2 separate regions of the Homo sapiens genome follow, and region 1 is linked to region 2. A link is a loop called in an ENCODE intact Hi-C map of the cell type or tissue named here. Cell type or tissue: natural killer cell. All regions are shown on one strand. Each heading gives the region's core, and the rest is flanking DNA. Links, peaks and the distances in the headings are about the cores only. Region 1 holds the start of AJM1 (apical junction component 1 homolog). Region 2 holds the start of FUT7 (fucosyltransferase 7).

Region 1 (11,245 bases), core at 597-8,596, 190 kb after region 2:
GTGGCGTGGTTAGTGTGCTGGCTCCGACCAGCGGGAACGCACTGCGCACCGTCCGCCCTGCCCACCGCCTCGGCGGGACGCGCTCGCGCACACGGACGCACAGAGGTCGACCAGGGTGTTCTCCAGCGAGGAGGCAACACAGCCGCGGGAGGCGGGGCGGGGCGTGTTTAAAGTGACAGACTGGGCTTTGGTTACGTCGGGCTTCTGGACGAGGGGAAACCGGAGTCGGGGAGGCTCCAGCGAGAGCCCCGCGGACCGACGGGGACCGGATCTCTACGGGTGGGGTCTGTGCAGTAGTGACCCCTCCGAGTGAAGGCAGAGCTCGGCGGTCCTCAGGCCCACCCCGCCTCCCAGCGGGGAGCACCGAGGGCGAGGACCGACTTCTTCTGGGGATCCTCGAGGGCGAGCTGGGAGAGGGAGGAGGCCCGGAGGAGGGAGAGGGGTTGCTGGGGGTGGGAAGGCGAAGGGCCTGTGAGGAACACTACGGGGACGAAGGGCCGGGGGGTGGGGGCCTGGGCGGAGCTGGAGGCCGAACTGAGCGGAGCTTGGAAGGCTGGGGAATTAGAGGCGGGGCCTAGAAGAAGTCGGGGTGGGGCCCTGGCGGGGCTCGGGGGCGGCCCTGGGTGGGCCGGGCGGGGCCTGAGTGGGCAGGGCAGGGTTCGGGCCAGCGCCTGGGCTAGGCCTGGTGGGCCCGGCGCCTCACATGATGTCGTCCAGCAGGTTGGCGCTGGCCACCCAGTCGAGCGCGCGCGGCTCGGAGGCGGCCATGATCATGCACATGAAGGGGCGGCCGGTGCGCCGGTCCGTGGGGTAGATGGTGGTGGGCGTGAAGCGCCTGTTGGCCTCGACGAACTCGCAAAGCTGCTCGTAGACGCGCGGGAACTCGTGGCGCAGGAAGACGCCGCGCAGCCGCAGCTCGCGCTGGATGTGGATGAAGGCCACCTCGCGCGCGCGCCGGCCCGCCTCGCCGTCCTGATCCAGGCCCGCCGTGCCCGGCGGTGGCGTCAGGATCAGCGTCTCCATGTCGGGCTCGCGGCTCCGCGCCGGGGGCGGCCGCGCGGGGCTGCCGGCCGCCAGCGCTACCTTGGCGAACTTGCGCACTGTTGGCCCGTGGCTGCGTGGCGCGGGCGCGGGCAGGGCCGGTGTCCCCGGTGGCGCGGTGCCGGGTCCCACGGCCACGGACACGCTGAGCAGGAAGCACTCTGCCGGTTCGTAGAGGCGCCCAGCGGCCGCCAGCTCGCGCGCGTAGCTGCCCAGGGGCGCCGCGTGTGTGGCCAGCTCACGCAGCGATAGGTAGGTGGGGGATAGCAGCAGCCCCTCCAGGCCAAAGCGCAGGAAGTTGTCGGCCGAGCCTGGACTTGGGAAGCCCAGGAAGAGCACGCCGCGGCCGCGCGACAGGAAGCCGACACGCGCGATGCGCGAGAAAGCGCGGTGCACCGGGCCGCTGTCGCGGCAAAACTGCAGTACGTGGCGGCACACGCTGCCCACGCGGCCGTACACGCAGCGCGCCTTGTGGGCGTCCCAGTCCTCGCGGCGGCACAGGCGCGAGCAGTAGTAGGTGTAGCAGCTGTGGCAGGACTTGAAGTAGAGGCAGGCGTTGAACATGGTCTCGGTGCGCCGGCAGCGCGCATTGGAGCAGGTCATCAGGTCGTCCTCGTCGGCGCTGGGTTCGGGGGACGCGTCGGCCGCCTCTCCCGGGGCCGCGGGCTCCTCGGCGCTGCCGGCCGAGGCGGGGGGCGAGCGTGGCGGCGCCAGCGCGGGGGCCCCGGAGCCCGCGGGCCGCGAGTCCAGCAGTCGGCGCAGTTGGGGGCCCAGGCAGTCGGCCGCGGGCTCTGAGGCCTGGCCGGCGGTGGGTCGCGAGTCGATGACCAGGTCCGTGATGAGCTCGTCCAGCTGCTCTAGGCTCCGCTGGCGGCCAGAGGTGGGGCCGTCGGGGGCCGCGTGGGGAGGTGGCCGCGTGCGGCCCCCGGGCAACTCCCAGGCCCTGGCGCTCGGGCGCTCGGTGGCGCGCAGGTCATTGTCAGTGATGGTGATCTCGGGCGTCACGTACCAGTTGCGGCCCAGGCCCTCGCCCGCGCGGCCCTTCTCCGTCAGCGACGTCTCGGACAGGGACAGTGCGGCGTAGCGTCTGGGAGAGGTGGACAGGTTCACGACGACGGGCGGGCGCCGGCCTTCGGGGGACACGCCTCGCGGCTCCCGCACCTCGCGCCCCAGCAGGTTCTCGTAGCTGCGGCCGCGGCCCAACGGGTCTTCTCGGCGCGGCCCCGGGGCCAGAATGTTGTCCCAGGAGCGCGAGTAGTGGCGGCTGTCGGTGGCCAGCCGGGGCGGACTGGTGCCGGTGCCGCCGTGCCAGGAGGCGAGCAACGGGTCGGGGTCAGAGGGCGGCACCACTTGCAGGGTGCGGTACGGTCGCGGGCCCCAGTCCGCCCAGGCCGGGCTGCTGCGCGGGTGCGGGTACGTCCGAGCCAGGACGTCACGCTCGCGGTACCTTCCGAAGTCCTCCGTGTAAAAGGGGCGGGCGGTGGAGTGGGCCCGGGGCTCCTCGGGGACATAGCGGGGCCCGTAGGGCAGGCCGTAGGCTCGTGGAGCCTCCCCATAGTAGGAGCGGGAGGGCGGTTCCTGGATTGGGAAGGTGCGCACCTCTCCTGCGTAGTAGCCGCCCATGCGCCTTGGACTGGGCCCCGAGAGCTCCTCGGACGGATAGGGCCTGGGGTAGTAGGCGTCGAAGGTTGGGCCGGGACTGGCTGCAAAGCTGCCCCGGAAGCCTTGGGGCTCCTCTGTATAGAAGAACTGGGTGGGGCCCGGCGGGGTGGTGAAGGGCAGACTGCGGCGCTCGGCGTAGTCCCGGGGCCCAGGCAGGGGCCCGTCGCAGTAGAACGCCCGGGGATCCGCACAGTATGAGTCGCTGGGCGTCGGGGTGCGCGACAGCGCCATGTGGCGGGGCCCGGGCACCGTGAGGCCGTGGAACTGCGGGGCGGGGCGGGCCCAGTGCGCGGCCTCGGTGGGCCCGCAGGACCGCGAGCCCCGGGTGGCGTGCTGGAGCACTGCGTCGTCTGGCTTGATGTCCAGGCGGCAGCGCACGTGGGGGGCGGGACCCGCGGGTGGCTCGGGCGGTGCGCAGCGGCCCGCGGCGGCGCACAGGGGCGCGACGCGGCCGGGGCCGCCCCGCTGCGGCTGCAACTTGATGGGATGCAGCTCGTTGGCAAGGGCGCGGAGCGCCGGGTACGCGGGCTCCCGGCGCGGCGATGCCTCGGCCCGCGCCGCACGCTGGGCCTCCCGCCCTCGGCGGGGCAACACCGGCGGCGAGGCGGGCGCGGGCGTCAGGCCCGGGGGCGCGCGGGGCGCACTCTTGGAGCGGGCGCGGCGGCGTGGCTCGGCTTCGCGGGTCCGGGCGCGCGGCACAGCGGACTCCGGCGGCGGTGGCTCCGGCAGGGTCTCCATGGCCGGCCCGTCCAGCGCCTCCAGGAAGTCGAAGCTGCGGCAGTGGCGCTTGTTGAAAGGCGCGGGCTCAGCAGGCCGGGCCACGGATCGCTCACATGGCGAGCACTTGGACGCGGGTCCCGGGGTCGCCACCTTGATGTCCTGGTACACGGTCGACACCAGCAGGTCCGGAGGGTCCGTACGGGTCATCTTAAAAGAGGTCCCCAGGCTGGCGGCTCCAGCTCACACTGCCTTGCGGGGCTTTTGCCCTGGGGGGAGACGCGGGTCAGGGCGGCCCCCTCCGCAGCCCAGGCCCCGCTACTCCCCCACGCTGGCCCGGCTTACCTGGGGCGCAGCGGGCGGAGCAGCCCTGGCTGCGGGCCTGGGCCGAGAACGCGGGCGCTTCCTCCATGCCGGGGTCAGAAGCACCTGCGGGAGGAACCCAGCTGTCCAGGCGCCCGTCCTGCCCGTCCCCCCGTCCTCTCCCTGCGATGGGGCGGGCGGGCCAGAAAGGCTTAGCCGTGGTTGTGGTTCCCGCGGCGGGAGCTCCCGCGTGAAGCTCCAGGGCCTCCCCTCCCCCGACTAGTGACGGCGGGGTCGGCTCGGGTGGACCCCTTTCCGGGTGGGGTAGGGGAGTGGGGGCGTGGTCCTGGGGCTGCGCCCTCTGGTGTCCGCAGTTGGAAGGACGGGCCGCATTTGGGCCTTATTTATAGGTGTTGCCCCAGGAGACGTCAGTGACTGCGCCCCCGTCACAGCGCCCACTGCAGAGCGACCCCTCCGATCGCGCACAGTGGAAGGCGAGTCCCTGGGCCTCAGCCTTAGCCGGCTCTGCACCAAGTGGGTGACACCAACCACCCCACCTGCTGGCCGGGCCGAGCACAGAGCCCCGCCCCCAGCACTGCAAGGACCCACGCCTAGGTGCCCTCAACTTCCCGCGAGCCCCAGGCCAGAAAAATGCCCCCAGAGAGCATACCCGGGCCCTAAATCTCCCTTTCCTCTGCCGACACCTTTTCTGACCCCAAGTATCTTTGGGTGGTTGAAACAAGGCCCCAGCTTTGTGTAAACGCACAGGACACCCCCCTAGGGTTTGCAAGGCAGTCCCAAGCCATCGAGCCGCGAGCTCGTGGCAGCCCCTCCTCTGAGCTGCGCACCAGGCCTGGAAGCTGCCCGCTGGGGGTGGGCAGGGCGGAGGGTGGGGGAAGCCCCACTGCTTTGCAGGAGAGGGCCCTCCCCATTTCGCTCAGAAGGTTCCATGGAAACCTGCATTTCTTAGGCCCCCACGCGGCAGGCTGGCCTGGGTTCAGATGTGGGCTGCCAACCCCTCTGTGATCCCAGAGCCAGCTGGGGGGTGCGTCAGAGAGTGGCCACAGGCCTGGCCTCTGCACACCCAACACCTGGTCTGGGGGGTCTACCCCAGAGTGAGCTGGGGAAAGCGGGTACCTGGCCAGGCCCCTTGCAGGGCAGAACCTCAGGTGGATGGGCCTCTCGGGGTCTGGCCGGGTCCCCCCTCTGTGTCCCAGGTGTGCAGGGGCTTCCTGCTGGCAGGGCTGTTTTTCTGGGTCAGGGCCACGAGTCCCAGGCCTTGTGCCCATCCCAGCCTCCCCCGCCCACCCCCCCATCTCCCCCCTCCACCCCACCCGTGGCAGGACTGTCTACCCTCCTGCTCCCTCTTTCATGCTAAGCTCAAGGCCAGGCCGGAATCCGGCCGGATGACAGGGTGTGAGGCTCCACCCCAGGGAGGTGACAGTCGGCCTTGCTGGCTGCAGCTGTCGGTGACACCCCCTCCCGTGGGGATGGGGGTGGGGTCGGCCCTCTCCCGGGCCCAAGGCCTTCTGGAGCCCACGGAGATGGCTGGCGGCCTTCCCCACCTCCCAGCCCTGCCTTGCCTTGCCTTGCCCTGGCTGGGAGCGGCCCTTCAAGGGATACAGCCGGTGTTGCCTGGGGGCGGGGACTCCCCATCCTTTCGGCTGCCCTAAGGCAGCTTCCCCCGCCCATGACGGTGACACACTCAGCAACTCGGCCCCTAGCCCCTTACCTGGGTGCTGCTCTGGCTGTGCCCCGGTGGGCTGTGCCACCCCCAGGTCGGCTCCTCTGTGTCCCCGGCACTGCTGCGTCCCCGGCACGGGCAGAAGCTTCCAGGCAGCAGCGCGGATCCTGGCCTGGCTGCTCAGTGCTGCCCCTGATGGCAGCTGAAGGGGCTGTACTTAAAGGGGCCGCACCCAGTGGGGGCTGCACCGTGGAGCTGGGGATCATGAGCTGCACTGGCTCCAATTTGGGGCTGTGCAGAGCACAGGGTCCCTGCAGCACCCCCAAGACACAGACCTCAGTGTCTAAGCAGGAGTCTTGTGGCCCGGAGCAGCCTGCCAGTCCCGCCAGTGTCACCCCAACACACTTGCCTGAGAGGAGGGGCCCGAACCCTGGCCTGGGCTGCAGAGATTGGTCAGGGGCATCTTGGAATTCGCATCTCCTGTCGGGCGAGGCAGGAGCAGATGGGCTACTCTGTGCCCCACTGGCCTCTCCCCAGGCCCTATCTGCTTCAAGGCTGCCAATGCCAAAATCTTGGCGGGTACCTGGGGCCAGATGGCCCCTGCAGCCTCTTGTGTCCCCAGGATGCCATCCTCTCTGGGTGAGGCCACTCCTGCATCCGGTCCCTGCCAGCCTGGGAAGGCCTGCACGTGACCTGCCATACCTGCCTGGTAATGTCCTCGTCCCACTCTGCCAGCCCCTCCCCAAGGCATTGGGCCTGGGAACGTTCTAGCTTGGCAGAGGGGTGGGGAGCTGATGCCCTTGGCTCTGAAGGGCAGGACCTACCCCATTCTGCACTGTTCAAAGCAGGGCCCACTGAAACCCCAACATAGCCGTCCATGGTGTGATCCTGTCAAGTTCACGTACTGTCGACCCATCCCCACACCAGGCGAACCCCTGAACCCGGCCCTGACCTCATGGGCTGTGGGCTAAGGGGCCAGGCTAAGCTTGCTGTGGGCCACAGCACCTGCTCAGGGACTGCAGTGACTGCCCAACACCCTGGGGCCACAAGGCTCCCAGGCAGAGGAGCCTCCAGCTTGGCCACCTCCTCCCCTTCACTGGCACACTCTTCCTGCCTGCCCTGCAGGGTTCTCATGGCAACAGTAGCTGTGGGGGTGGAGGCTGGGCGCTGCTGACAGCTGGAGGGGGCAGGAGCCTGAAGGCGGGGGGCAGGGCTGCAGGCGGCTGCCTGGGAGCCTTGCAGAGTGGACTTCCACCTCCTGGGGCTGAGGTCGCCAAGCGTGCTGCGTGCAGCTGCTGAGCCCTGGCACAGGTGGGCTGGAATGTACCCAGGGTGTGGCCAGACTTGGTGGGACGTCCTCACACCACTGCTGGGCAGCCTCCTGCCAACCCACGGCAGCCTGGGCCCGGGGCAGCGGGAGCAGAGGTACAGGCAGAAGAACAGACACACGCAGAGTGAAACAGGAGTGCTTTATGGTCTGAGTGGAGTGTTTGGGAGGAGTGCCTCCCGGCTCCTGCCTTCGGGCTCACCTGAGCGGGGGCGCAGCTGAGGCCACTGTGGGAAACACAACCCCCACTCCCAGGAGAGGCCTCACATGCTGCCTTCGGTCTCGCCAGCCTTCTAGCGTGGGGCCTGGGCCGCCCTTTAGGGTGAGTCTGCACACCCGTGTTCAGGGCTCCCGGCCGGAAGCGGAACCATAGGCATGCTGCGGCCCCAGATGAGCGCGGAGGGCAAGCAGGTGCCGGGGCAGCGCACACCCCACAGCCAAGCGGCCCCTGCCCAGCCTCTGTAAACAGACCCTCACAGGTCCCTCCTGGGCCTCAGTCACATCCCTGAGAAACACTGGCGGCTCTGCCCCGAGAGGGCCAGGGTGTCCACCGAGCCTGGCTGAAGCCAGCTGTCCCCTCCCTTCTTGCAGAGCAGGCTCACACTGGGCCTGAAGGCCCAGCACCTGCAGGGCCCAGCCTGGGGACCACCAATGCCCGGCCTCTTCCAGCTCAGAAGCGCACACGGCAGCCACGGGGCAGCGGCAAAGGCGATGGTACAGAGGCAAATGCCTCCCCAGGCAGTGACAGGCACGCCCCCCGCCCCAGGGCGGCCACTGCCCACGCCGGCCTAGAGCTCCTCGTAGTCGCCACCCCCAGGGTGGCGGCCGCCCGGGGCCCCGCCCCCCAGGAAAGCCTCCAGCTCATCGGCAGCCGTCCTCTCCCTGCTGCGCGGGGGCCGCTGCTGCCGCCGTCGCCGCTCCTCCTTGCCCTCCTCCTTGTCCTTGCTCTTCTTGTGTTTGCTCTTCTTCTTGGCAGCTTTTTCTTCTTCCTGAGGAGCACAAGGATGGGGCGCCATGGAGTCACAGGAAGCCACAGCCCTGGTCCCAGGACCGCATGCCACCCAGTCCTGGCCTGCCAGGAAGGGGAGTAGCCAGTACCTCTTTGCCTTTTTTCTTCTTCTTCTTCTTCTCCTTAGAGGGGGTTTTGCCCTCCTTACCTGCACAGACAGGACAGACAGTGGCTCAAACTCAGGCCAACGGGGACCCCAAGCTGGGTGACAGGACTTCTCTAGAAACTCACAAAGCAGCGAGCCCCAGCCCTCCAGGAGGCCCTGCTGATGGACAGGACCACACTGCAAACATCAGCTCCTGCAGGGGGCTGCCAGGAGCATGGCACAGCATCCTGGACTCAGGAGAGGACCCCGGCCAGCGGCCAGCAGCTGGGAGGAGGCCCACGTTCTACCCAAACTCCAGCAGGCTGACCGCACTCTGGTGCCCCCACCCACCTTCCTCACTGCTCTCCTTGGGTCCGGCCTCCTCCAGCCCCAGCCCGAAGAGGTCCGAGTCATTCTTCAGTCTGAAGGCGGGGAGAGGGAGCTTGGGGGGTGGGGGCGGCTCGGCAGGGCCCTCATCCTCGTCAGTCACATCGGAGGGGTCATCTCGCACGGGAAAGTCATCCTGGAGCAGGGAGAGCAACTGGTCAGGCCATCATCCCTCCCACACCCCCAGGGGTTGTGGGATCTCAAACCAGGCCGGCAAGGCCCAAGTGTGGGGACATGAGATGCCTCTTCCAGAAGCCTCCTCCCACTGCACCCACCCAGATCAGGCCTGTGGGAGGGACCCTGGCCACCTGGCTGACCTCTGCCCCGGGAGGACTCGTCTTACCGCCCTGCGCTGTGTGTCTGATCCCTCGCTCTCAAAGTCGGGGTCATCCATGACGAAGGACAGCATTTGTGCAGCAATGGGTCCCTCGGGGTCACTCTCCGACGAGGAGGCCTGCTCACCCTTCCCCGGCTCCATCTCAGCAGGGGGCCTGGTGCTGCTGCGCTTCTCCGGACCTGTGCGAACAGAGACACCGCCTGGCCAGGGGGGTGCTGCGGTCCTCGTGGGAGCTGTCCCCCTCCGTGGCTTCGAAGCTGGTATGGAGGACCTTTGTGGACAAGCAGAGGGTCAGTCAGGGTCCTCTGGAGGCGTCCTGAACTGCCCCACCCGGGTCTCCAGGCCGCACCCGTGGGGACACCTGCCCTTACCACTTGGTCTCTGGCTCTGAGCACTGCTGGGGAGCTGGGGCAGGGCCTTTTGTGGGAGCTGCCACTTCTGCTTCCTCCTCACTCGAAAGAGTGATGTCTTGACTGGGGACGGGGCCTGCAGGCAGCGGGGGACTCCCACGTGGCTGGTCTTCGAGGTCCACATCGTCCTGGAACCCTGCCACCATCGGGTTGCCGCCCAGGGCCTCCCCATCACTGCAAAGCAGGGGGCAAAGCGGTCAAGGGCCACGGGGTAGGGATGGCTGGCCGGGCTCACGGGCCTTGGTTCTAGGCGCCCTGGTACCCAGCACACCCTGGCCGTGGGGCCACCCCACCCCAGGTGCTGTGTTGTGGAGAGGCCCCCTCATGGTCACAGGGCTTCTGAGCAGGAAGGGGTCGGGGGCACAAGGTTGGACACAGTGCTGCCCTGCGGCCGCTCAGTGGGTGAAGGATGTGGAGCCGCACAAGTGGGCGCTCGTGGAGGAGGCGGGCCCAGCTCAGGGCCACGGGGCTTTCTGTCCTTTGTGTATTTCTGGAGGAAGCCGCTGCCCCACAGCAATGGGTGAGGCTGAGGTGCTGAGGCCACTGTGGGTGGAGCTTGTCCAGGGCTGTCCTGGGACCAAATGCAGGGCTTTGCTGCAGGCAAAATTTGGGGCAGCTTGGCAGACAGAGTGGTGGGAGGGGCTGGCAGATGGCTGGGGAGGCGGCTCTAGCTCCCAGCTCTAGGACCTGCAGGAAGCCGCCCCTGTCTCTGCAGCACCTGGATCCTGGCCCTGTGGAGACCACATCTGGTGGCCTGAACCTCCCATATGACCTGCAGTGGCCTCTCCAATGGCTTCCATGTGGCATCTGCCCACAGAAGACCCCAAGGTGCCCCTGTCCTCTCCAGGGTGTGGGCAGAGCAGGTGGCCAGGCCTTTCTGATGTCTGGAAGCCCCGTCCAAGCCCTTCCCTCGTCTGCTCCAGCCACAGAGCTGCTCTGTCCTCAGCCAACAGTGACCAGCCGGCGGGGGGCCCCTTCTGCGCCCCTAGAAAGCCAGCCCCACCTGCTGCTCGGGCACCCTGGAGGCTGGGGGGCAATGGGAGAGGAGGCCCAGGCCCACCCCTCACCTGTCGCTGTCCTGCTGGGCAGCCTTGGCCCCCACCTTCTTCTCGTCCCTGGCGGGGGTTGTGTCTTCCAGGAAGCTGCGGTCCAGGCGGTCGTCAGGAACAAAGTCCTCCACACTCTGGACCGTTGCTGGGCCCTCTGCGGCCGGGACTGGCTCTGTGAACAGTGATGCCGGGTCCTCTTCACTCGGCACCAGAACCCTCACTGCACCCAACCCCAAGCCAGGCCCACCCGGGATGTGCCCACGGGACTGGGACAAGCAGGAAGAAGCGTGGAGCGCTCCGAAATCCAGGACCCCACCTGTGAGGGCCTGGGGGTCTGGGACCAGTTTGGGAGGGGCAGCTCCAGGGCCTACCTGGAGGTGGAGGGGCTGCCTCGGTGGCAGGTGACGTCCCAAACAGCCTAGAGATGATGCTGCGCCGTGGGGCGGGGGCTGAGGGGCACGCAGGTGGGGGCAGGGCCTCTGAGGGTGGTACAGGGGGCACAGAGGATGGTGGGGCGGCATTGAGGGGCAGCTGTGGGGCGGGCTGGGGTGTGCCGGGGCTGGAGCTCCCCGTGGACACAGCGCCTGCAGGCACCACTGGTGACTGGGAGCCCGGGGATGGGCTCTGCCCGTTGGCCGCCAGTGGGGACGCATGGCCACGGCTGCGAGCCTCCATCATCTCCAGGAAGCTGAAAGGCAGAAGGCGGGTGAGAAGCCTGGCTCCCCTGCCTCTCCCTGAGGCCCTCAGGTGACAGGGGGCTCTCTGCTGCTGCTGCTGGGGCTGGGAAGAGCCACTGTGTTCTGGGCCACCCGCCCCACAGAGGCCATCATCCCCATCCACTTCCAAGGGCAGCAGTGCCAGCCAGGCACGGTGGCTCATGCCTGTAATCCCAGCACTGTAGGAGGCCAAGGCAGGCAGATCACGAGGTCAGGAGGTGGAGACCGTCCTGGCTAACGCAGTGAAACCCCGTCTCTACTAAAAATACAAAAAAAATTAGCCGGGTGTGGTGGCGGGTGCCTGTAGCCCCAGCTACTTGGGAGGCTGAGGCAGGAGAATGGCGTGAACCCGGGAGGCGGAGCTTGCGGTGAGCCGAGATCACACCACTGCGCTCCAGCCTGGGCGACAGAGCGAGACTCCATCTCAGAAAAAGAAAGAGCAGCAGTGCCAAAGGGTGGGGACAGCAGGCACCAGCGTACATGTGTCCAGCTCCCCTGAAAGTCACTTCGGATCTGTT
Region 2 (10,893 bases), core at 2,894-10,893:
CAGCAGCCTGCAGCCTCAATGCCCAGGCCTGTGCCAGGTGGTCTTGGGGCCCCTGGACCTTGTGGGGTGTTGGGTCCAAGGCCTGGGAGATCCTCATTCACTCTCCACGAAGCCTCCCATCCTTTCCAAATGGAGGTGGGCCCAGGCCTGGGGCAGTCAGGCCCTCCCAGGAGAAGGGCTGCACGATGTGAAATGCTGGGATGGCCACGGGAGAGGAAGGGCCCATTCTCCCCGGGCCTGGGCTCTGCAGGGTCTGCCCAGAAGCCCTCCAGGCCCCCACTTCCCCGTCCCCAGGCAGCTTGCTCTTTTCCACCACTCACTGTCCTGTCCGCCTGTTGGCAAATGTTGAAGGGTGCCAGCACTGGCTGGGTGCTGGGGATGCCCCGCTCGCCAGCCTGAGCCGCATCTGTCGGGATGGCCAGTCACTGAGTGACTTCAGGTGTGGTGAGGGCTTTGCTCAGAGGTGCTGGGGGTGGGAGCAGCAGCGGCTTCCTGGAGGAGGTGTTGAGAGGAGCACCGAGAAGTGGCTGTAAGGGTCTGTGTGGATGCACCTCCTGCCAACCTGGGAGCGTCCACCCAGACTGTGCAGCCCACAGTGGGTACCGGTGGAGCCCTGCCACCAGCCCCACCCCTGACAGCTGCCCCCGTTCTCCCAATGACCTGGGGAGGGGTCCCGGGTGCTTGGCTTCCTTCGGCTTCCCCCCACTCCTTGGGGAGTCCCTGCCCCTCTACCCGAGAAGGTGCTTGGAGGTGGGGAAGCAGAAGGGGCTGTGCTGGCCAGCCCTTTATGGACATGGGTTGGGGCGAGAGACCCCACTCCTTCCTCCCCGTGCCCGGTCTTTGGACGTTTCCCTAGCGCCTCCTCCCTTGCCCTGCCTCCACTTTCCGGGAAGCACTGCCCCTCACAGGAAGCGCCCGCGCTGTCACCATGGCAATCTGGGAGGGAGAGGGCCTCCAGGCGTGTACCCAGTCCTCAGGCTCCTGGGAGGAACCTGCCAGAAGCGGGGAGGCCGGGCCTGGGGCTACCTCCTGGACGGACCCCTCCACCTGATGGCCCCTCACCCTCCCCAGGCGGGGGCCGGCCCCAGCCCAGACTGGAAGATGAGATTGACTTCCTGGCCCAGGAGCTTGCCCGGAAGGAGTCTGGACACTCAACTCCGCCCCTACCCAAGGACCGACAGCGGCTCCCGGAGCCTGGTGAGACCCCCGCTTCCCCTGCCCCACGGCCCTGTCCCTAGCCCAGTGCTCTCATTCTAACCTGTCCTCTCTCGCAGCCACCCTGGGCTTCTCGGCACGGGGGCAGGGGCTGGAGCTGGGCCTCCCCTCCACTCCAGGAACCCCCACGCCCACGCCCCACACCTCCCTGGGCTCCCCTGTGTCATCCGACCCGGTGCACATGTCGCCCCTGGAGCCCCGGGGAGGGCAAGGCGACGGCCTCGCCCTTGGTAGGTCTTGGTCGGGGGTGGGCAGGGGCAGCAGGGCGCCCTGCAGAAGGCCGCCCTCACACGCCCCCTCCTGCAGTGCTGATCCTGGCGTTCTGTGTGGCCGGTGCAGCCGCCCTCTCCGTAGCCTCCCTCTGCTGGTGCAGGTGAGCCAGTGGCCGCGGGCAGGGCAGGGAGGGTGCCACACGCTCAGAGGTCTCAGGCCCCACTCCCCACAGGCTGCAGCGTGAGATCCGCCTGACTCAGAAGGCCGACTACGCCACTGCGAAGGCCCCTGGCTCACCTGCAGCTCCCCGGATCTCGGTGTGTGGCCCCCTTCAGCCCTGAGGCTCCCGCCCAACTCTGGCCGCCAACTGACCCTCGCCTCCTCCTTCCCACAGCCTGGGGACCAGCGGCTGGCACAGAGCGCGGAGATGTACCACTACCAGCACCAACGGCAACAGATGCTGTGCCTGGAGCGGTGAGTGGCCGCCCCGGCACTGCCACCCCCACCCACCCACCCCCCATCCCCACCTCCACCTCCATTTCCACCTCCCCTGGCCAACTTTACCCCAGGCCCTGCCACCCTCACCTGCACGCTAACCTTCACCTCCCCCGCCGCCCTGCACCCTCACCTCCCCTGGCCAACTTCACCCTGGGCTGTGCTCCCCTGCCACCCCAGGGCTGAGGTGGGCTGAGTGCCCACTTCCAGACTGGGCCACTGGCACCTCGAGGGCATGGGGAGGACCCAGCGATCCCCCCCCACCCAGGCATAAAGAGCCACCCAAGGAGCTGGACACGGCCTCCTCGGATGAGGAGAATGAGGACGGAGACTTCACGGTGTACGAGTGCCCGGGCCTGGCCCCGGTGAGTGCCTCAGGGTGCAGGGAGGGGCGAACCATCTCCTGGGGTTCCCTCCCAGCAAGTATCCCCCCAGCCCACCCACTGCCCAGCCTGACACCCACATTCGCAGACCGGGGAAATGGAGGTGCGCAACCCTCTGTTCGACCACGCCGCACTGTCCGCGCCCCTGCCGGCCCCCAGCTCACCGCCTGCACTGCCATGACCTGGAGGCAGACAGACGCCCACCTGCTCCCCGACCTCGAGGCCCCCGGGGAGGGGCAGGGCCTGGAGCTTCCCACTAAAAACATGTTTTGATGCTGTGTGCTTTTGGCTGGGCCTCGGGCTCCAGGCCCTGGGACCCCTTGCCAGGGAGACCCCCGAACCTTTGTGCCAGGACACCTCCTGGTCCCCTGCACCTCTCCTGTTCGGTTTAGACCCCCAAACTGGAGGGGGCATGGAGAACCGTAGAGCGCAGGAACGGGTGGGTAATTCTAGAGACAAAAGCCAATTAAAGTCCATTTCAGACCTGCGGCTTCTGCCTGTGTTGCCAGCTTGGGTTAATCTTCCACCGCCTCATCTCCCATTTGGGGCCCTGGTAGACGGACCCCTGAGTGGGGGGCCTGGGGTCTGCTCTTGCACCCCCAGAGGGAGGAGGCCTTTCTGTTCGCTCATTAGGAGGACCTTCCCATCCCGTGGAGCTGGAGGAGAGGCCACGGGATCATCCCCACCCTCCTCAGCCAGGCCTCACCCCTGCAGACCCTTCTACGCAGGTGGGAGAGGGGAAGGGTGTAGTGTAGGGCTGGGCCAGCCCAGGGTTGGCTCTGCGGCCCGGAAGACCCCATCCTGTGTGATAAAGAGGGCTGGAGCAGGTGATAGTCCACACGCACCTGGATGTGGGTGCCCACCACCTCCAGGCAGAAGGAAAACAATGCAGACATTGAGTCTGGGTTTCTCATGGGGACCACGGCCGCCAGGCCCTGCAGCACACGGAGGAGGGATGGCAGGCAGAGGTACCTGTGTGATACCAGCTATGCAGAGCCAGGTGGACCCAGGGGGCCAGGTGAGGGGTGTGATGGGAGGGGCCTGGACGCCTGGAGCTGGGACTTGGCCACTCCTAAATTTGGAGCAAGAAGGCCCCGAGGGAGGAAGGGGAATCATGTGGTCAAAAGTGCCCAGATCAGGCCAGTACCAGGTCAGCGTGCGGGGGCTGAAACTCTCTGTCCCACTGATGCTGGGGACGTAGGAGGACTGGGTTCAGAAGCCCCTCAGTGGTTGTTAGGAGTCTGGAGGTCCAGGCACCTAGACAGCCCTGGCGTGTTCGTGTTATTAATCAGGGATCTCTTTTTATTTATTTATTTATTTATTTATTTATTTATTTATTTATTTTTGAGACGTAGTTTCACTCTTGTTGCCCAGGTTGGAGTGCAATGGCGTGATCTCGGCTCACTGCAACCTCCGCCTCTCAGGTTCAAGCGATTCTCCTGCCTCAGCCTCCCGAGTAGCTGGGATTGCAGGTGTGCGCCACCACACCTGACTAATTTTGTATTTTTAGTAGAGACGAGGTTTCTCCATGTTGGCCAGGCTGGTCTGGAATTCCCGACCTCAGATGATCTGCCCACCTCGGTCTCCCAAAGTGCTGGGATTACAGGCGTGAGTCACCACACACGGCCAGTCAGGTTCTCTTAGAGAAACAGAACTAATAGGAGATATATATATATAGAGAGAGAGAGAGAGGGGGGCCAGGTGCAGTGGCTCATGCCTGTAATCCCAGCACTTTGGGAAGCTGAGGCGGGCGGATTGCCCGAGCTCAGGAGTTCGAGACCAGCCTGGGCAACACAGTAAAACCCCCGTCTCTACTAAAATACAAGAAATTAGCCAAGCATGGCAGCGTGTGCCTGTAGTCCCAGCTATCTGGAGGCTGAGGCAGGAGAATCGCTTGAACCCAGGAGGCGGAGGTTGCAGTGAGCCAAGATTGCACCACCGCACTCCAGCCTAGAGACAGCAAGACTGTGTTAAAAAAAAAAAAAGAAATACATATATATATGAAGGGGAGTTTATTAAGTATTAACTCACACGATCACAAGGTCCCACAATAGGCCGTCTGCAAGCTGAGGAGCATGGAGAGCCAGCCCGAGTCTCAAAGCTGAACTTGGAGTCCGATGTTCGAGGGCAGGAAGCGTCCAGCACAGGAGAAAGATGTAGGCTGGGAGGCGAGGCCTGTCGTCTCCTTTTCACGTTTTTCTGGTTGACATTCGCTGGCAGCTGATTAGATGGTGCCCACCAGATGAAGGGTGGGTCTGCCTTCCGCAGCCCACTGACTCTAGTGTTAATCTCTTTTGGCAACACCCTCTCAGACACACCCAGCATCAATACTTTGTATCCTTCAATCCAATTAAATTGACAGTATTAACCATCACACCTGGCATGGGGAAGATAAGGCCCACTGGGCACCGTCCCTGGAGAAAGGGTGGGCCAGGCAGGCTGGGGGAAAATTGTTCACCCCTGCTGGGGGAGACTGGCTTGACCTAAGCAACATGTTTTGGGGGCCACAGCCCACCCAGACCAGGAAGCCCCCTTGCCTCTCACCTCTCACTCCTCACCTGTGACCTTGGGCTGGCCCTCAGCTGGGAGCCCCATGTCCCTCTGGGCACTGCTGTGATGGGGCAGGGTGTGATGGGAGCCTGTGTGTGGGCCCTGGTGTGATGGGTGCCTGCGTGCATGGGGCAGGGTGGACGCTGAGCCCACGTGGCACGCCCACGCCCACCATCCTTCACTCTAAGCCATTAGCCACAGGGAAAGCGGGTGGGTGCAGGGAGGCCCGAGCGTCACTCAAGGGCGCAGGGCAGCGTCTGGCCCAAGGCCAGCGTGTCACTGGCTGGGAGGTTCCCCTGGAGCTCCACGTTCAGTCCCTCAGGTCACAATACACACCTATCCTGCTGGCCTGACGCAGGGGCCCAAGAGCCTCCTAGTGTGTCCCATCTTCTTCTTGTTCTGGGTGTCCCCAACCTGTCCTCAGGGTCCCTGCTGCCCATTCTCTTAGGTATTGGCAAGGAAGGACTCCCTCCCAGAGCAGCTGTGTGAGAAGGGAGCTGGTGGGCCTGAGCTGGGGAAGGGTTGGCAGGGGGCTAGGTCCTCCGGTGGGGGCATAGGCCCCCATGCAGCCTAGCACCCTGCTCCCCACTCGCCTTTTTGGAATTGTTTTTTTTTTTTTTGAGACAGATTCTCACTCTGTCAGCCAGGCTGGAGTGCAGTGATATGATCTTGGCTCTCTGCAACCTCCATCTCCCAGGTTCAAGTGATTCTCCTGCCTCAGCCTCCCGAGTATTTGGGATTACATACAGGTGCCTGCCACCACGCCCAGCTATTTTTAGTGGAGATGGGGTTTCACCATGTTGACCAGGCTGGTCTCGAACTCCTGACCTCAGGTGATCCACCCGCCTTGGCCTCCCAAAGTGGGATTACAGGCATAAGCCACCACACCAGCTTTTTGGCTTTCATTGGCCCCTGGCCAATTCAGACAGAAGGCCTTCAACTTTGTCCAAGCTCCTGCCCCCACCCATCAGGAGCCCCCTTGCTCCCATAGGCCCCAGGCTGTGGGTGAGCTGCCCTGGGGCCCCCAGGGACTCTGGAGACCCCAATCCTGGGCTTGGGGCCTGGCTCAGCCTTGCCTGGGGGCCCATTACTCAATTCCTTTCCACTTTACCTTCTGCTGTTCCTGTCCCTGTCCCAAGGGCCCTGGCGGCAGTAAGAGGCAGATTTCACCTTGGTTTCTGGCTCAACTCTGAGCCCTGAGCCGGCCTGAGCCTGCTGACCCTGGCCCGGCAGCCTAGCGCCCCCTCCACCAGTTCCCACTTGAGGAAGCCCAGCGGGGCACTGATGTGCATCTTCCAGCCTCGGCTACCTCCCTGCTTGGTGCCCTGCCCACACCTGGTGACCTCCTGAGCACAGATGCCCAAGAGTGACATGCCCAGACCCTGGCGGAGACGCTGGGGTGGCACTCATCTGTGCAGAGATGCCCCCAACCCAGCAAGATGCTGGGGCAGGACCATGCTTGACCCAGAATGTGGGGCGTGTGATCCCCTAGCCAACATCCTAGGAAGCAAGGACATCCCCAGCTTCTGGCCCTGGGAGGCGATCTTGTTCCCCACCCTGGGTGGCTGGGTGGGCCGGCCCCGGGTTCAGAGTCCCTGGCTGCAGCCCTCCCCTACAGCCACACAACACAGAGGAGCGGGTCCCGGCAAAACTTGGGGTGCAGAGTGGGTCCCTGGAGGACCAGAGCCCCACCCAGCAGCTCCACCTGGAGGAGAACAAGGACAGACGTGATCCCCCCACGCCTTGGGGCTCAATGGGATGAGAGTTGGAGGGGAGGGGCTGAGCTCACCCACTGCACCACCCTGTGCTGCCCCTCGACCAATCCCTCCACTTGGGGGTCCCCTTGGCCACCTGCCAGGCTCCGTGCACCCACCCAGCTTTCCCAAGGCGAGGTCCGAGGGGCTCTCCAGCCCCCAGCTCCACCTGTTACTGAGAATAAGGGCAGTCTTCCTTGTTGCCGGAGCCATGTAGCTTTGCAGCATGCCGCCAGGGAGCGCTCGAGACACGCATCTGGACTGCCTTGCTCAAGCCAACCCATGAAGCAGGTGGGGCTCAGGAAGACAGCCAGGCTCAGCCCGCTCCCTGAGACGCCCCTGGGGCTGGGGCTGGGTGCCCCTCACCTTGCTGCTGCCCCGGGTGCCGCTGTCTGCAGGGGGCAGCTGGCCAATGGTCTGCTCTTGGTCTGGAGTGGGGCCCACTGGGTTGAGGCCTCTTCAGTGGGCATCCACCGGGAAGCTGGCCCACAGTGAAGGCTCAGCGGGGAAGAGCTTGTGTCCTGATCATCACGATGCTCACACACCACGGAGCTGGGGTTGGCTGCCTGCCTGGGTCCGCACAAACCCAGGGAGTCAGGAGGCCTGGGTGGGGTGAGATGAGGGGGAGCCCCTGCCCCCCGACTTTCTCTTTGACTCATGCCCTTTTCTTTCCTCTGAGAGGCTTTCGTTCTGACCCATTTCTGGGCAAAACCCCCGAGCCCCGTTTGCCAGCTCGCAGGTTCCCACGCACGATTGGGCCCCATGGCAGCCACCCTGCCCAGGGTCCTCAAGGAGCAAGCTAGGGGCGGAGGGTGGGGGAGGCTCCTTCAAATCCACCCAGGGAGGGAGCAGGCTGTGGCTGCGGCTGAGGTCGGTGGCAAGGGACCCTGCCAGCCTGGCAGCACAAACAGGAAGGATGGCAGGCTCTGGCACCAGAGGCCGGGTCACCCGCAGGCGTGGCAGGACAGCCTCCTTCCTGCAGGAACTGCCGCCGGGTGTCTGTTTCAAGGAGAAGAGATGGGGTGGTGTGAGGCTGAAGCCAAGGTGTGGCTCCCCGGGGGCCCCCTGCCAGAGGAGGAACGCTGGGGTGGGATTAAAGGCCCAGGTGCCACTGTGGTCATCACCGAAAACATGGGAGGCTGGAAAGGCGGGGCTGGAGGCAGCTGCCCACTCTGGTGCCAGCCCCTAAGCCAAGCAGCTCAGGCACTGACAGTTTCCCGTGGCGCCCACAGGCACCCCTCCCTCCAAACCCCCCTCCCTCCAAGCTCCCCTCCAAGCTCCCCTCCCTCCAGCCCCCTCCCTCCAAACCCCCCTCTCTCCAGCCCCCCTCCCAAGCCCCCTCCCTCCAAGTCCCCCTCCCTCCAGCCCCCCTCCCTCCAGCCGTTGCACAAGTTCCGCAGCAAAGCTCAGCTCAGAGGCTACACTGCGCCACAGGGGTGGGGGCCTCTGACTACCACCCTGTCCCAGTCTTGCCTCTGTCCCCACAGTGGGATCCTCCCACTTCAGTCTCCAGCTGCCTGGTTCCCCTCCCAAGGCAGCCTTGTCCTCACTGTGGGGCCGGGGAGAGGCCAGCAGCCCCTGGGGCCCAAAAGTAGAACAGGACAGGGACAGGGGTGGTGGGAGGCAGGCCCCCTCTGAGGGTGCTGGGGCAAAGGTCTGGACAACAGTTCATGGTTGCCATTCCTCCCAGGACACACGATCTGAGCCCCCAAAAGACCTGACAGGACAGACGCGTCCTCATTCCCAGCATCCCAGCATTTTGGGAGGCCGAGGTGGGAGGACTGCTTGAGCCAGGAGTTTGAAACTAGCCTGGACAACATAACAAGACTCTGCCTCTACAAAAAATTTTAAAAAATTAACCAGGCATGGTAGTGCACACCCATAGACCCAGCTCCTTGGGAGGCTGAGGTGGGAGCATTGCTTGAGCCCAGGAGGTTGAGGCTGCAGCAAACCGTGACTGCGCCACTGCACTCCAGCCTGGGCAACAGAGCAAGACCCTGTCTCAAAAAACAAAAAACAAAAACCCACACACAAAAAAGCAAACTTGGCTGGGCGCGGTGGCTCATGCCTGTAATCCCAACACTTTGGGAGGCTGAAACTTGTGGATCACCTGAAGTCAGGAGTTTGAGACCAGCCTGGCCAACATGGGAAAACCCCATCTCTACTAAAAATACAAAAATTAGCTGGGCGTGGTGGCAGGCACCCATAATCCCAGCTACTTGGGAGGCTGAGACAGGAGAATCACTTGAACCCGGAAGGTGGAGGTTGCAGTGAGCCAAGATCGCACCACTTGATCCTGACTTCAGGTGATCCACAAGCCTTGGCCTCCCAAAATGCTGGGATTACAGCCTGGGCGATAGTGCAAGACTCCCTCTCAAAAAACAAACAAACAAACAAACAAACAAACCAAGCCTGACCTGCATTGAGATCTCCAGGACGTCTGGGTCTGGCCACGCCTGGGACCACACAAGGTCCCGTGCAGCAGAGTGGCAACGTGGTTGGGTGAAGAGGCTGATGGGGCCTCCCACTGTGGCTGAGAGTGGGGTGTTGGTTGGCTGGGGCTCAGGGTGACCCCGCAGGGCCATCCCAGCCTGGCTGGCACCCAACGTGGGCTGGTGTAGAAGAAGGAACCTGGCCTCCAGGCTCCAGGCCCTGGCTTAGAGGGAGCGGGGAGTCTGGACTTCAGGCTGGATCCCTTCCTCTTCCTGGAGCGGGTGCTGGCCCCCAACCCGCTTGCGTCAGGGACAAAAGGACTCCTTCCCTTTCCAGCCTGGAAAGCCCCTCTGCTGCAGGCTGGAGGAAGGGACCCTGGGCCCAGCCTATAGTCAGCGGTGTCTATGGGCATGGATCTGGACGGGGAAAAGGACAAAGCAGCCTCCATCCACAGTTCATTCCGGGACCAGGCCCTTGCAGGCACGCGCTGGGCTCCTGTGGGAAGACACTAAGGGCCCCAGGACAGACCTCCTCTCCGGGCATCTGGGTTCCTAGATGGCAGAGGTGGCAGAGTGGGGTGGGATGGCCCAATTGGGAGCTTTAGCTTCCGGCAAAGAGCTGAGCACAGTACATCTTCAATGTGTAAGATTCTCCTGGGAGACCAGGGCCCAGCTGGTGGTGAGCTGGGGGAAGTGGGTGATACTGCCGTGGGAGGAGCCACCTGGCCCTCTGGGGAAGTGCACTCGCTGTCTGCAGCGCCCAGGCCTGGGTAGCTGGGTGGGGGCTGGGGGGCCATCTGTGCTCAGGGTGCCTGCACCTGGGCCTTCTCTGCCCTGGGCCAAGCCTGCCCGAGCCTCTCTGTCCTCTGCCTGCCCAGCTGGACATCTCTGGGCCTCTCTGGAGACCAGTGGGGTGGGCTGTGGGGGCGTCATATTGCCCTGGCTTGGCATCCCTCTTGTGGCTGTACCCCTCCCAGCAGCCCCAGGACTAGCAAGTCCCCGAGATGGGGGTGGGGACAGTGGTTGATGCCAAAGGTTGTGGGGGCAGGGGCGGGGCAGGAGCAGGAAGGTCCCCTGAGTTCCCTCACCTTGGGCAGAGATAAAAGGAGCACAGTTCCAGGCGGGGCTGAGCTAGGGCGTAGCTGTGATTTCAGGGGCACCTCTGGCGGCTGCCGTGATTTGAGAATCTCGGGTCTCTTGGCTGACTGATCCTGGGAGACTGTGGATGAATAATGCTGGTGAGTGTCTGGCCCTCGGGGAGGCCCAAGCTGGGGACAGCTAGGCAACCTGGGAGGGGAGGACGGGGGTGGCGCTGAGTGGGGCATGTCGGTGTCCCTGAGCCCATGGGAGGGGAGGACGGGGGTGGCGCTGAGTGGGGCATGTGGGTGTCCCTGAGCCCATGGGAGGGGAGGACGGGGTTGGCGCTGAGTGGGGCGTGTGGATGTCCCTGAGCCCAAGTGACAGAGCCTCCCCTCCCTCGTGCTGCTGCAGGGCACGGCCCCACCCGGAGGCTGCGAGGCTTGGGGGTCCTGGCCGGGGTGGCTCTGCTCGCTGCCCTCTGGCTCCTGTGGCTGCTGGGGTCAGCCCCTCGGGGTACCCCGGCACCCCAGCCCACGATCACCATCCTTGTCTGGCACTGGCCCTTCACTGACCAGCCCCCAGAGCTGCCCAGCGACACCTGCACCCGCTACGGCATCGCCCGCTGCCACCTGAGTGCCAACCGAAGCCTGCTGGCCAGCGCCGACGCCGTGGTCTTCCACCACCGCGAGCTGCAGACCCGGCGGTCCCACCTGCCCCTGGCCCAGCGGCCGCGAGGGCAGCCCTGGGTGTGGGCCTCCATGGAGTCTCCTA

The links. Hi-C counts contacts between places; a loop is a spot of excess contacts. Peaks named below come from ENCODE experiments on the same cell type or tissue, not always from the same donor. Only the 100,000 strongest peaks of a DNase experiment are listed, where the experiment ranks them.
Region 1: it touches region 2 in a loop (5-fold over the local background); 39 of 110 quality-filtered maps call a loop at or near these places.

Annotation. Positions count from the first base shown.
Region 1 is chr9:136,836,800-136,848,044 of GRCh38, reverse strand. It overlaps RABL6 (RAB, member RAS oncogene family like 6), which reads right to left. Exons shown (of 15, transcript NM_024718.5): 9 at 10,383-10,699; 10 at 10,030-10,183; 11 at 8,924-9,136; 12 at 8,559-8,823; 13 at 8,180-8,351; 14 at 7,833-7,891; 15 at 6,858-7,723. The coding sequence ends at 7,523. It overlaps AJM1 (apical junction component 1 homolog), which reads right to left and starts at 5,567. Exons shown (of 3, transcript NM_001080482.5): 1 at 5,456-5,567; 2 at 3,766-3,849; 3 at 1-3,689. The coding sequence starts at 3,630. The coding sequence ends at 700. RefSeq lists silencers at 175-224, 5,098-5,427, 6,374-6,668 and enhancers at 3,561-4,441, 4,442-5,322, 5,454-5,748, 5,738-5,877, 5,323-6,204 and 1 more. In natural killer cell, for the core only: CTCF peaks have their summits at 3,905, 4,108 (motif pointing left), 5,369 and 5,571; DNase peaks (open chromatin) are centred at 894, 1,484, 4,094, 5,594 and 3 weaker places; H3K4me3 peaks cover 1,498 bases; H3K27ac peaks cover 1,906 bases; H3K27me3 peaks cover 293 bases.
Region 2 is chr9:137,031,366-137,042,258 of GRCh38, reverse strand. It overlaps FUT7 (fucosyltransferase 7), which reads left to right and starts at 10,171. Exons shown (of 2, transcript NM_004479.4): 1 at 10,171-10,280; 2 at 10,534-10,893. The coding sequence starts at 10,268. LINC02908 (long intergenic non-protein coding RNA 2908) reads right to left here. Exons shown (of 3, transcript NR_171031.1): 2 at 9,028-10,261; 3 at 4,304-7,609. NPDC1 (neural proliferation, differentiation and control 1) reads left to right here. Exons shown (of 9, transcript NM_015392.4): 3 at 1,072-1,197; 4 at 1,275-1,445; 5 at 1,522-1,588; 6 at 1,661-1,745; 7 at 1,823-1,902; 8 at 2,192-2,288; 9 at 2,395-2,796. The coding sequence ends at 2,487. RefSeq lists enhancers at 5,794-6,680, 6,681-7,569, 7,422-7,621, 10,027-10,136. In natural killer cell, for the core only: CTCF peaks have their summits at 6,654 and 6,855 (motif pointing right); DNase peaks (open chromatin) are centred at 6,858, 7,348, 9,138, 10,148 and 1 weaker place; H3K4me3 peaks cover 2,002 bases; H3K27ac peaks cover 2,487 bases.